Regions from separate parts of the Mus musculus genome. Here region 1 is linked to region 2. The links are chromatin contacts, found by Hi-C or POLR2A ChIA-PET in ENCODE. All regions are on one chromosome and are shown on one strand. The core of a region is the stretch at or near the end of the contact, and the rest is flanking DNA. Distances in the headings are between cores, read along the strand shown.

Region 1 (5,625 bases), core at 1,697-4,196, 110 kb before region 2:
ATGTGTATGCACAGGCTCGCACACACACATGCACAGCACTGGCACATCCACACACAGTAAAAATACATCAAATCCTACTCTGTTGCTTAAGCGGCTTTAATGGTTTGCTATTCAAAGGGAGTGGAATATTCTCCAGGAATCTAAATGTTTGAAAGATGTTTTATAAAGCTAGGGAGAACCTGAACTGGACTCTGGAGATAAGCGATGGAGGTAAAGTGACAGAAGTGACAGAATCCTGAACAAGGACAAAGGTCGAGACACTCAGCTGGCAAGAGGAACTGGGGAGCAAAATACATATGGAATGCTGAGCAAGCTATTCAGTCAGTGGGTGCTAAGGATAAAGCCTGGGGACATAGGCTGGGGCTGCAGGGCAGCAACTCTTTGGATGCTCATCAGGAAATCAGAGCTCATCTTATAATCCTGTTTCTTTCTCTTCTTTTCCTTTTTCTTGAGACAGGGTTTCTCTGTGTAGCCCTGGTGTCATAGAATTCAATTTGTAGACTATGGTGGCCTCAAACTCAGAGATCTGCTTGTCTCTGCAGCCTGTACCTGTGTAGACTTCTGATCAGTGTAGAATAACCACCATCTCTGATCTCTAGCTGTTAATAGTTTAAAAGTGCTAAATCAGCCCGCGCCTTTAATCCCAGCACTTGGGAGGCAGAGGCAGGTAGATCTCTGTGATTTCAAGGCCAGCCTGGTCTACAGAGTGAGTTCCAGGTCAGTCAGAGATATGGAAAGACACTGTCTGAAAAACAGAGAAAGAAGGGGCCAGGAGTGGGGAGGCTGACAGAGGAAAGGGAAAGGGAGGAGGGAGGGAGGGAGGGAGGGGGAGCTGGGCCAGGCAGCCTGCTAAGTGTACACCTAAAGTAAGGATGACAGTGACTCTTGAGTTTCCAGAACAGCCTATGATACACAAGGAGAACCATCCAAAATAACCTAGAGTGCTGAATAAGTGCTCAAGTTTACAAATGAATTATGCAAAGACAGAGACAGGACCCACTACTATAGTAATGGTCTTCAAGATGCAGTACTTAAAATACCCATCACAGAAATGATGCTATTGTCTTTGGATAACCGTTGAATCTAGCATGATGCTGTATTCATATTCATGAGCTAATAAAAGCATTATAAGAGTGAAAAGTTCTCCTGTATTTTTATTTTCTTGGGACAGCAGTCCTAAGATAGGCTTAGACCAAGGAGAAACTTTAATGGGCACTTGAACTCCCTAAGACTGTACACATTAGTCAATGCTGCCAACTTGATTAATAGTCTCCTTCTATATCACTAAGAAATCCAATACCCAAAATGAAGTAAGAGGATTAGAGTTTGCTATTTTAGCAGAAAAGAGCAAAAATGTAAGTAACCCTGTGGATCATTTAATCCCCCCAGCCCCCCCAAAGAAGCATTAGGAGCTGGTCGTGGGGCAATTCAGACTTTAGCATCTCTCTCCCTTAATAACTATCCAAGAAACTTATTTCACCAAGGCTAAAATTTTATTAGTCATTCAAAAGATGAAAGGGCAATGAAATGCATAAATACTACTCAAGTCCCCTCTCCTCACAACTTGCTGCCTCGGCCGGCTGCATTCAGCCCAGTCTCCCAAAGGTATCATCTCCAGCCCAGGGTGCTGGTTTCTCCCAAAATTAAACGTTCAGAGGAGGCATGATCCTAACAGACATTACGAGCACACCTCCTGCTTGGCCTCCTTAATCGTCTTTTGTGGGTTTCATATGACGACAACATACAAGACACCTGTGTGGCGAACCTAAGGGACCCTGGGTAAAAATGTGATTTACAGCAGCCAGGACCCTTTCTAGAGCTGCATACTCTTTTGGGGATTGCCAGCCCCGCCTCCATCTTGACTCTAAGCTTGACTCGCTGTTTTCATCAAGCATCAACAGCTTTCAGCTCTGCTTTTGTCTGCAGACAGGGTCTTGCTAGGTAGCTCTGCCTGGCCCGCCCGCAACCCATGGCAATCCTCCTCCTTCAGCCTAGTGCATGAGCTCCCATACCCTAGTTCAGTTTTTGTTTTTAATAGTCCCAACACTCCTACGTCTCCTAACGGACTGTCTCTTTAAGAGACAAAATTAATCAAATCATCATCATCCTTATCCTCCTAAACCACATACTCCAAGTCGAGCACCAAACAACTTATACCCCAAATAAAACTCTGCCACTGTGGACATTTAGCTAGGTTCTTCAAGAAGCAGTAAACAGTGAGCCCTGAAGAGCACGGAAGACGCCGAGGGATCTCGGTGATGCCAGGCAGAGGATCATAGCCCTACCAAAAGCACAGGGCCCCGATACCACCCTCCTTGGCTCAGAAGGCATTTTAGGCCTGTTTCGTCTCATCTTAGTCTCAAGCGGCCTGAAAATTTACTCGCAGGAGTATGAAATCTTAAGAGCGACGTAACGTTTATCGCTGATTTGGAGGAACGTTACGGCCGGGAGAACGAGCTGGCAGCAACCACGTCTCAGCACGCCGGCTCTCAGGCACCCAGGGATTCGGTCTGAAAGGCAGGTTTCCCGGTACCCCGCCGGCCGGTCCCAGGGCTCAGGGCTCTCCGACCTCCACCCGGGCTGCCCACCCAGCCTCCGTGTCAACATCTGGGAGGCTCGGCGGAAGGCCAACCAGGATGCTGGAATGATGTTCCAGTGATGCTCGCCCCAAGTCCCGACCCTACCTACGCGCGCCAGCAACAACCCCGCGCCCGCCGCCACCCTCGCCGTGGGTGTCGGGCGGGTCTTTTGGCCCGACTCCTGTCACTCACCGGCCCGACTCGGGCAGCGGGCGCCCAAGGCTCCCCACGGGAGCTGGGCCCCCCGGGCCTCCAGGTCTCGGCCCGCCCCCCTGGCAGGCGGCGCTGGTGGCTGAGCCCCGCAGCAGCGGCCCCTCACCGGCCGCTCGGTCCAGCTCCTGGCGCTGCCCACTGGGTACGGATCAACAACAAGATGGCGGCCAGCCGAGGGGGCGGGGGCCGGGCGTCATAGTAACCAAGGACAGCAAAGAACCCGCCCCTAACTGAGGTTATCTCCAATCAATAGCCTCTTCTTGGGACGCCTGAAGGAGTTCTTCGCGTTGATTCGTCAACTGTTCCGTCAGTCAGGGCGTGCCTCTCGTGCAGAATGCCTGGGGCACGTGACTGTGACGGCAGGAATTGACGCATGCGCGCCATTCTCAGGTTTGCTAGCAGTGGAGCTTTTAGCAGCGATGGGGGTGATGCTGGAGAGCCCTTCGTTTTCTCACCTGCGCAATCGTTTCGGTTTTGAGCTGGCAGCGTTTATCATCCTCTCGCACACACTTAGGGAATGTCATAGGTACGGTATTTGCTTTGTCCCCTGCCTCTGTGCTTGGGATCGTCCCTAGTTAACTGGTGAGGAAACTGAGGCGCAGAAAAGAGCCTGAGCCAAGGTCACACAGTCTTAGGAAGTGGTGGCGATGGGTCCTTCTACTCTTCTAGCTCCGGAGTTAGTGTTTTCTAAGCGTCTCCCAGCGTTGTCTCTCACCAGTCCCGAGGCACAGCCGTCTGTGCTACCTCTTCGATTTCGGCTTCCCCTTTCCCCGGCTTATTTTGCATAAGAATTCAATCTGCAACCAGCTCAAGTCTCAGCACATAGTGATCGCTCTTATTTGCCTCAGAGCACCGTTAAGTTCCTGTGACACAGTGTCTTTTTGCCCTTGGCTATCATGATCTATCTCCAAGGCAAACTATGAGTCCGAAAATGACCATCCCTTGTTCTCCATAAGTAGACACCTAACCCGGGGCTTTTGGCTTCAAGGTTAGGATACATCACAGCACCTGGTCCCACACCAAAACGCCCTAACTCTGAGAACTTTGAGCTTTAGCTTCTCTTTAGTTGCTCTGTCTATAAAATGAAGATGAACAAGAAACAGACTTAATAAGCTCTTAGAGTAAGCCAAGTACTCAGGAAAAAACACTTATAGCCGCTCAGGCTGCTGAAACTGAAGTCTCTAACACTCTTCTTTTGATAGACACCCCATTAAGAGAGATGGTTCAGTGGTTAAGAGTACTTGCTGTTCTCACAGAGAACCTGGGTTCTGTTCCTAGCACCCACATCACCCAGCTCAAAGCTTTATGGGGGGTCTAACACCCTCTTCATGGGCACCAGCACACATGTGGCATATATTCATACAGACACACATACATATAAAACTAATTTTTAGAGTTTTTCTTAGGCAGAGCATGGCAGTATACACCTTCAATCTCTTGAGGGGCAGAAGCAAGCCAATCTCTTGACTTTGAGGATAGCCTGGTCTACATAGTGTGTTCTAGGCCAGCCAGGGCTACATCATGAGACCCTGACTCTAAAATAATAAAGCCCAGGTCATTTTTCCCCTCACAGAGGGCATTCATATTCTTCCTGGACTTAGGGTGCCATAACTGCTCCAAAATGGAGATTATCCAATTTTCTGATAGGGTTTAGGCCCACAGAGCTGACAGGAGAGGAACGACTGAGATAACTTGAAAATAGCTGGGCCATGGTGGCTCACGCCTTTAGGCACAGCACTTGGGAGGCAGAGGCAGGTAGATCTCTGAGTTTGAGGCCAGCCTGGTCTACAGAGCAGGTTCTAGGACAGTCAGGGCTACACAGAGAAATCCTGCCTTGCAAAACGAGAGAGAGAGAGAGAGAGAGAGAGAGAGAGAGAGAGAGAGAACTTGAAGCTAATACGGTTAAGCATACCCTCTATTCAGACAATAGGATCTCTTGGAGATAAACATGACGCCAGGTTGAGCATGGTGTCAGCACTGCACACAGTAAAATCTGTTCTCCAGGCTGTCACAAAACCCCTGGCTATGTGCAACAACTTAGATTCACACAGGAAGAGCTAAGCAATAGAGACTCAGAGGAAACAGATACAAAGCCAGGGGCTCAGCATCAGAAAGAGGCTTTCAGTAATCCAGGAACCAGGAACAGCTAAGCACAGATTCTCTGCTCCTTCCCAACAAAACCTCTCCACACAGTTGGCAGGCTGTCAATGAGGGCTGCTGGGACCCTCAAAACCCAGCAATGTTGAGCGGCCGAGAGAGCCCCAAAATCTGCAGTATATTTTAAGAAAAGTAAAAGCTAGGCAAGATGACCCTCACCTGTCATCCCAGTGCTGGAGAGGGGAGGACAGGCAGATCCTGGGCTTCACCATCATCCAGCCTAGGCCACTCTGTGTAGCCTACACTATCTCAACGTAGGGAGGGGACATGATATCTGAGTTTGTACTCTGTGTGTACACAAATGTACCAGTGTCAAACCAGCCATGTGACTATAATCCCAGCACTCAGGAGACCAAGGCAAACATGCAAGCTCCAAAACAGCCCAAACTACAAAAGTAAACCATGTATTTAAAATAAAATTTTGCCTGGAATGGTGATGAACACCTTTAATCCCAGCACTTGGAAGGCAGAGGCAGGTAGACCTCTGTGAATTCAAGGCCTGGTCTACACAGTGAGTTCCAGGATAGTTCAAGGTTATGTAGAGAAACCTTGTCTCAATAATCATATTTTTAAAAAGTTTTAAAGCAAGTCTTACTGGGTATGGGTAGCACACGCCTTTAATTCCAGCGCAGAGGAGGCAGAGGTAGGGGTATCTCTGTGAGTCCAGGCCAGCCTG
Region 2 (5,316 bases), core at 88-2,587:
TTTTTTTTTTTTTTTTTCCACAAAAGTTCTCCTTCTATGTGAGATCATATAGCATTTTTATCCTCTCCAAGGTCAGTCTGGGGTTCCAACCAGAAGGCCTGGTGAAGCGAACCGTTTTCTGGATACCCACACACTCAGGCAAGAAGGCTGAGTGGAGCAGATAAAGCCCACCTCCCACCTCCAATAGACTTTGATTTCTGCAGCAAGTGCTCCTGGAAAAGCTGGTCCTGAGCCGTTATGCAAGGGAGGTGTCTGAGAACAGCTCCAGTGGTCTCTACAGGAACACTTTTTAGGCAGTTCCTCTAAGTGCTCCCAGGGCATGCAACTTTTCCTAGAAGCCTCTAGCAGAGCCTATGAACAAAATCACCAAGAACAAAAACAAACAAACAAACAAAAAGCTGATGCTGTCCCTCCTTCCAATGCGCCTCCCTCCTTCAGATTGCTCCTGAGAGAGGAGGGTCTTGCAAAAGCCCCTCCTTACTAGCTTCAAACAACCTTGATCTTTTTTCCTGTTCTAACAGCGCTTCAAATTTGATCTTGACCCCTTTGGTCCACTTGGGAGGACGACTCAGAAAGTCTGACAGTCAGGGCTCAATTGGGACTGTGATGTGGCTGCTTCAGCAGGATGCCTCCAGGATCTACAATGAGCCTAGTTCCTTGTCACCTCTAGAGGCCACTCCCCTTCCTGACAAAGGCTGCTCACAGTTCCCAAGCAAACTCTACCTAGAAAGGGTTGGCTCACCCTTTCAGACCTGCCTGCCTCGCTCCACCATCCTCCTTTTAAAGAGAACTCTGTGGGCCGAATATGTCCGAATTGGGGGTTGGTGTCTGCTGCCTATGGGACATTGCTCTCCCGGCCAAAGGATGAGTTCTCGCCTCATCTTTCTTAGTGCCTAGCTGGGACCAGCCGGCTAAAGGACCCCAAAGAGCCGCAGTACCCCTATCGGGGCAGTAGATGGCCGGGACACCCCCCCCCCCTAGTTTTCAAGCCCCTCCCTCTAAAGATGACAGCTTGCCCGCCTCTCGCCGCCCCCAGGCCACGTGGGTTAGCAGTCGAACTCACCTGTTTCTTGGGGAAACACAGGACCTACCGAGGGTACCAGTCACTGCCCTCTGCCAGACCCCTGGGGAGATATAAGTGTCCAGCAGTGCCTGGCCTCAGAGTGCAACTTCGCGGGGCTACCGCCCCTGGAGGATACAGACATGGCCACAGCGGAGGAACCGATCTCTCCTGCCGACCCTTAACCGGCCACCGGCGCAGGAAGACAGCTTTCACCGGCCTCTGGTGGCGGAGGCCCGGTTCCAGCCTCTTGGCCAGCCCCAGCCCGCCCCTGTGTGCATTGTGGGAAATGTAGTCCGTAACTCTCCGCAGCCTTAAAGCTGCGGGAGCGGTTCCGGGCTCCCGAGCCTGGCGATGCCAGAGGCGGGGTCTGACCTAGGACCCGGGTTGCCTCACCTGGCACCGCCTTCTTCCGTGTCTTAGAGGCGGGTCCTCTACCCTTCCCCCCAAACACCCACTAGATGTTTACTTTAAGGGACCAGAACGAACGTCAGTATTTCCCCACCGATCATGGAAAGATGATAAGTTTAGGGAGCTGGATAAATGCCACTAGTGAGCACAACCACATAGACTGTACAAGACGCGGACGTGTTGAAAAGACTCAAAAATTGTTGCTTAAAAAGACCTTAAGTCTGGTCACAGTATATTATTTTAAGGCAATAGAAAGCACAATTCTCAACAATTCACATAAACTGACCCGGGGAGCTTTTAAAAAAACATTAATGCCTGGACACTATCCTATAGATTTTTACTTAATGGGATGAATGTGAGGTACGAGGCATCGGAGTTGTTTGAAAAAGCTCCTGGGTGATTTCTAAGGGCAAGGAACCACTGCTTATAATTTCCTAGACACAAAGTAATAAAAACAGGAAAACAAGTTTTCCCAGCAGCCCTTATTTCTGGTGAATAGTTTGAAGAAGCAAAATTAGGGAATGGCTAGTATTACTTATATTTTATCTGAAGCAATTTGCTTACTTTTCAAGCTTCATGGTTAGTCATCCCAATAGTTCTGAGATAAAGGACAAAGTCAAAAACCTCTGACTTTTCCTTGCAGTTTGACAGGCTCCCTAAGGAGGTCGGAGAAGTTGGGGATCTCTCTCTTCTCTCTCTTCTCTTCTCTCTCTCTCTCTCTCTCTCTCTCTCTCTCTCTCTCTCTCTCCCTCCCTCCCTCCCTCTCTCCCATGCGAATTTGAAATCTGGCTCCATAATACTGGCATATGTGTGCTCTCTCTCTCTCTTTCTCTCTCTCTCTCCCTCCCTCCCTCTCTCCCATGCAAATTTGAAATCTGGCTCCATAATACTGGCATATGTGTGACTGACATGATGACAACCTGTGACCTTTTCCTGGAGATAGTTTCCACAGGGTTACCAGACCCTTAAATGCTGGGTAAGGGAAGCGTCCCATGTGAGAGGGAGTTCGTTCCTTTGCAGTGGAGACTGAGAAGGGGAGTGGAACTTCTCCAAGTCTCCATAGGTCTTTCAGGATTTCCTCTCTTTGCTTGCTCTGGCTTCCAGGTTCCTACCTTGAAGCAAATATAATTTATACAAGTTTTCCCTATATACTTCATTTCATATTATTTCACTATACGAGTCTAAAGTAAGAATTTTTGAGCAGGGCGGTGATGGCTCACCCCTTTAATCCCAGCACTTGGGAGGCAGAGGCAGGCAGATTTCTGAGTTCGAGGTCTTCTTTTGTGTGCATATGTATGTTCTGTGTTCATGTATGTGCAAATATGTATGGGAATATGTGCAGGGGTGTGTGTGCACATCTTACGTTGGGTGTTGTTCTAATCAGCTTCAGTTCTCAACTTGACACAGTGTCTGTGGGGAATTGTTTCAGTTGTTAATTGATGCAGGAGTGCCCAGCTCATTGCAATTAGTGTTATTCCCTGGGCAGGTGGTCCTGGGCTACTCAGCTTGAGTGAGCCAGCAAGCAACATGGGTTCCTTCCTGGTTTCTGCTTCAAAAGTTCCTGTGCTGAGTTTCCTTAAGGATCAACTGTGGCCTGTGAGCTGAAATCAGTCCTCTCCTCCCCTCAGTTGCCTTTGGTCAGAATGTTCTAGCACAGCAGCAGAAGGAAACTAAAACTTCCTTGACATTGTCCCACTTTTAGGTCTCATGGAGCCTGGAGTTCACTGGTTGACTAGACTGCCTTGGCCAGCAAGCTCCAGAGATCCACCTGTCTCTGTAGCCCCAACACTGAGGTTAGAGATTCCCACCTCTGTGTTTGGCATCTCCCTAGGTACTGCTCATGCTTGTATAACAAGCACTTAGCCGGGCGTGGTGGTGCATGCCTTTAATCCTAGCACTTGGGAGGCAGAGGCAGGCGGACTTCTGAGTTCGAGGCCAGCCTGGTCTACAGAGTGAGTTCCAGGACAGCCAGGGCTACACAGAGAAACCCTGTCTCGAAAAACCTAAAAAAACAAAAACAAAAACAAAACAAAAAAACAAGCACTTTACCCATGAGCACTCTACAGATTAAGCAGTTCTTTCCCCCAGTCCTCATTCTTGCTCCCAAGAACAAAATCCCCATCAGACATGACAGAGTCTTTATTTACTGGGATAAGCTGGTGAGCATGCATCTCTAAGGTGTGTGCTTAGGCACTATAGAAGCAAGCCACTATAGCTACATCTGTTTGTTTGAGGACAGGTTTCCTGTAGCCAATGTTGGCCTGCACTCCTTTTCCTCCTGTTTCTACCTCCAAAAGTGTTGATTACAGGTGTACCACTGCAATAGGTGGGATTTTTTTTCCTTCTGTACACAAGCAGGTGGGTGTCTGTCAGTCCCAGGCTAGCCTTTTTACAAAGGGAGTTCCAGGCCAATCAGAGCTGTAGAATGAAGTCTTTTCTCAAAAAGAAAAAAGGCAAAAAAAAAAAAAAAAAAAAGAGGGCATTAGATTGCAATAGTTTACCTTAAAATATACCAATAACATCACTCTGTATAGTACAGGCCAAGGAGAACCATCTCTTTTGGAGACCTGTTGTCAGTAGGTTACTCAGTCTGCCCTTGAACTCACTTGTAGCCAGGGCAGGCATTGAATTTTCAGGCTTCCTGCCTCACCCACGAATCTCACCTTAAGTCATCATAAAGTTCAGAATTGATAGGGTTGGAGAGCACACCTATAAGTGCAGTATGCAGAAGGCAAGGAGGGCGTGAGTGCCAGGCCTATGTAGGATTCTCACGGAGACTCTGAACAAAAAAGAAAAAGAGCAAATCAAAGTCAGCATTTTAGCCAGGCAGTGGTAACGCACGCCTTTAATTCCAGCACTCGGGAGGCAGAGGCAGGTGGATCAGTGAGTTCCAGGACAGTCAGGGCTATACAGAGAAACCCTGTCTCAAAAAACAAACAAACAAACAAACAACCCCCCCAAAAGAAGTTGGTCTTTATAAGGTGACCGATCATTAACTTGCACGTCTTAATTATTTTTTGTTATGTAAAAGCAAAGTGTGTTTTATTCTGCAGAAGTCCAGAGTGCTGGGGACTCCCACTCCCAATAAAAAAAAACTGTTATTTTTATTTTATTATTTTTTTCAAGACAGGGTTTCTCTGTGTAGCCCTGGCAGTCCTGGAACTCACTTTGTAGACCAGGCTGCCTCGAAATCCATCTGCCTCTGCCTCCCAAGTGCTGGGATTAAAGGCGTGCACCACCACTGCCTGGCTAAAACTGTTATTTTTTTTAACAGTTTAAAATAAGTTAGTAGCTTTTATAAGATTAGGATTTGCAGCATTATCTCTGTTAAGTTTGAACCTTAAAAAAAATAACACTTTCTGAACTGAAACTTTTTTAGTATCAAAATAAAGCTTTAAATCATATTATACAGTCCTCGAGGAGCTGGGCAACTTTACTCTCCTGGTCCTTTTATAGTGCATCATAGCGCATGCCTTCTTTTCCATTCCTTTTCACTCACAGTCACAGAATATCTCTGCCTTTACTTTGGATTGACCTAGACACACTTCTGCCCCAGGGGTTCAGGGACAGCCCACATTAATTTGGCCAGGCTTTGCCCTCTGCTTCACACTCTTTGTCCGAAGTCTGAACTTATACACTACATAGATGATTTTCTTCTCTGTTCCATCCCTACAAATTAGCCAAGCTGACATCTCTACTCCCCTAAACTTCCTGTCTGGCCAGGGATGTAGGGTCTCGCTCTCTAAGGCCCAGCTGTCTGCCCCTCAGGTTGCTTACCTGGGGCTATGACTCCAGCTCACAAAGCCACTGCTCTAGACAGAAAACGTCTACTCCAGTCACTCTCA

Evidence for each region. Hi-C counts contacts between places; a loop is a spot of excess contacts on that map. ChIA-PET counts read pairs that join two places held with the same protein, here RNA polymerase II (POLR2A).
Region 1: POLR2A ChIA-PET joins it to region 2 with 14 read pairs in Patski. The contact joins the promoter of Ip6k1 here to the promoter of Mon1a in region 2. A Hi-C loop is called at or near these places in 1 of 37 maps with a recorded cell type or tissue (T-helper 17 cell). POLR2A ChIA-PET finds 5 or more read pairs at or near these places in 4 of 5 experiments (Patski and embryonic stem cell).

Annotation. Positions count from the first base shown.
Region 1 is chr9:107,999,969-108,005,593 of GRCm38, reverse strand. Ip6k1 (inositol hexaphosphate kinase 1) reads right to left here and starts at 2,946. Exons shown (of 6, transcript NM_013785.2): 1 at 2,772-2,946. 4930535L15Rik (RIKEN cDNA 4930535L15 gene) reads left to right here and starts at 3,175. Exons shown (of 4, transcript NR_166685.1): 1 at 3,175-3,318.
Region 2 is chr9:107,884,150-107,889,465 of GRCm38, reverse strand. It overlaps Mon1a (MON1 homolog A, secretory traffciking associated), which reads right to left and starts at 1,337. Exons shown (of 6, transcript NM_028369.3): 1 at 1,064-1,337.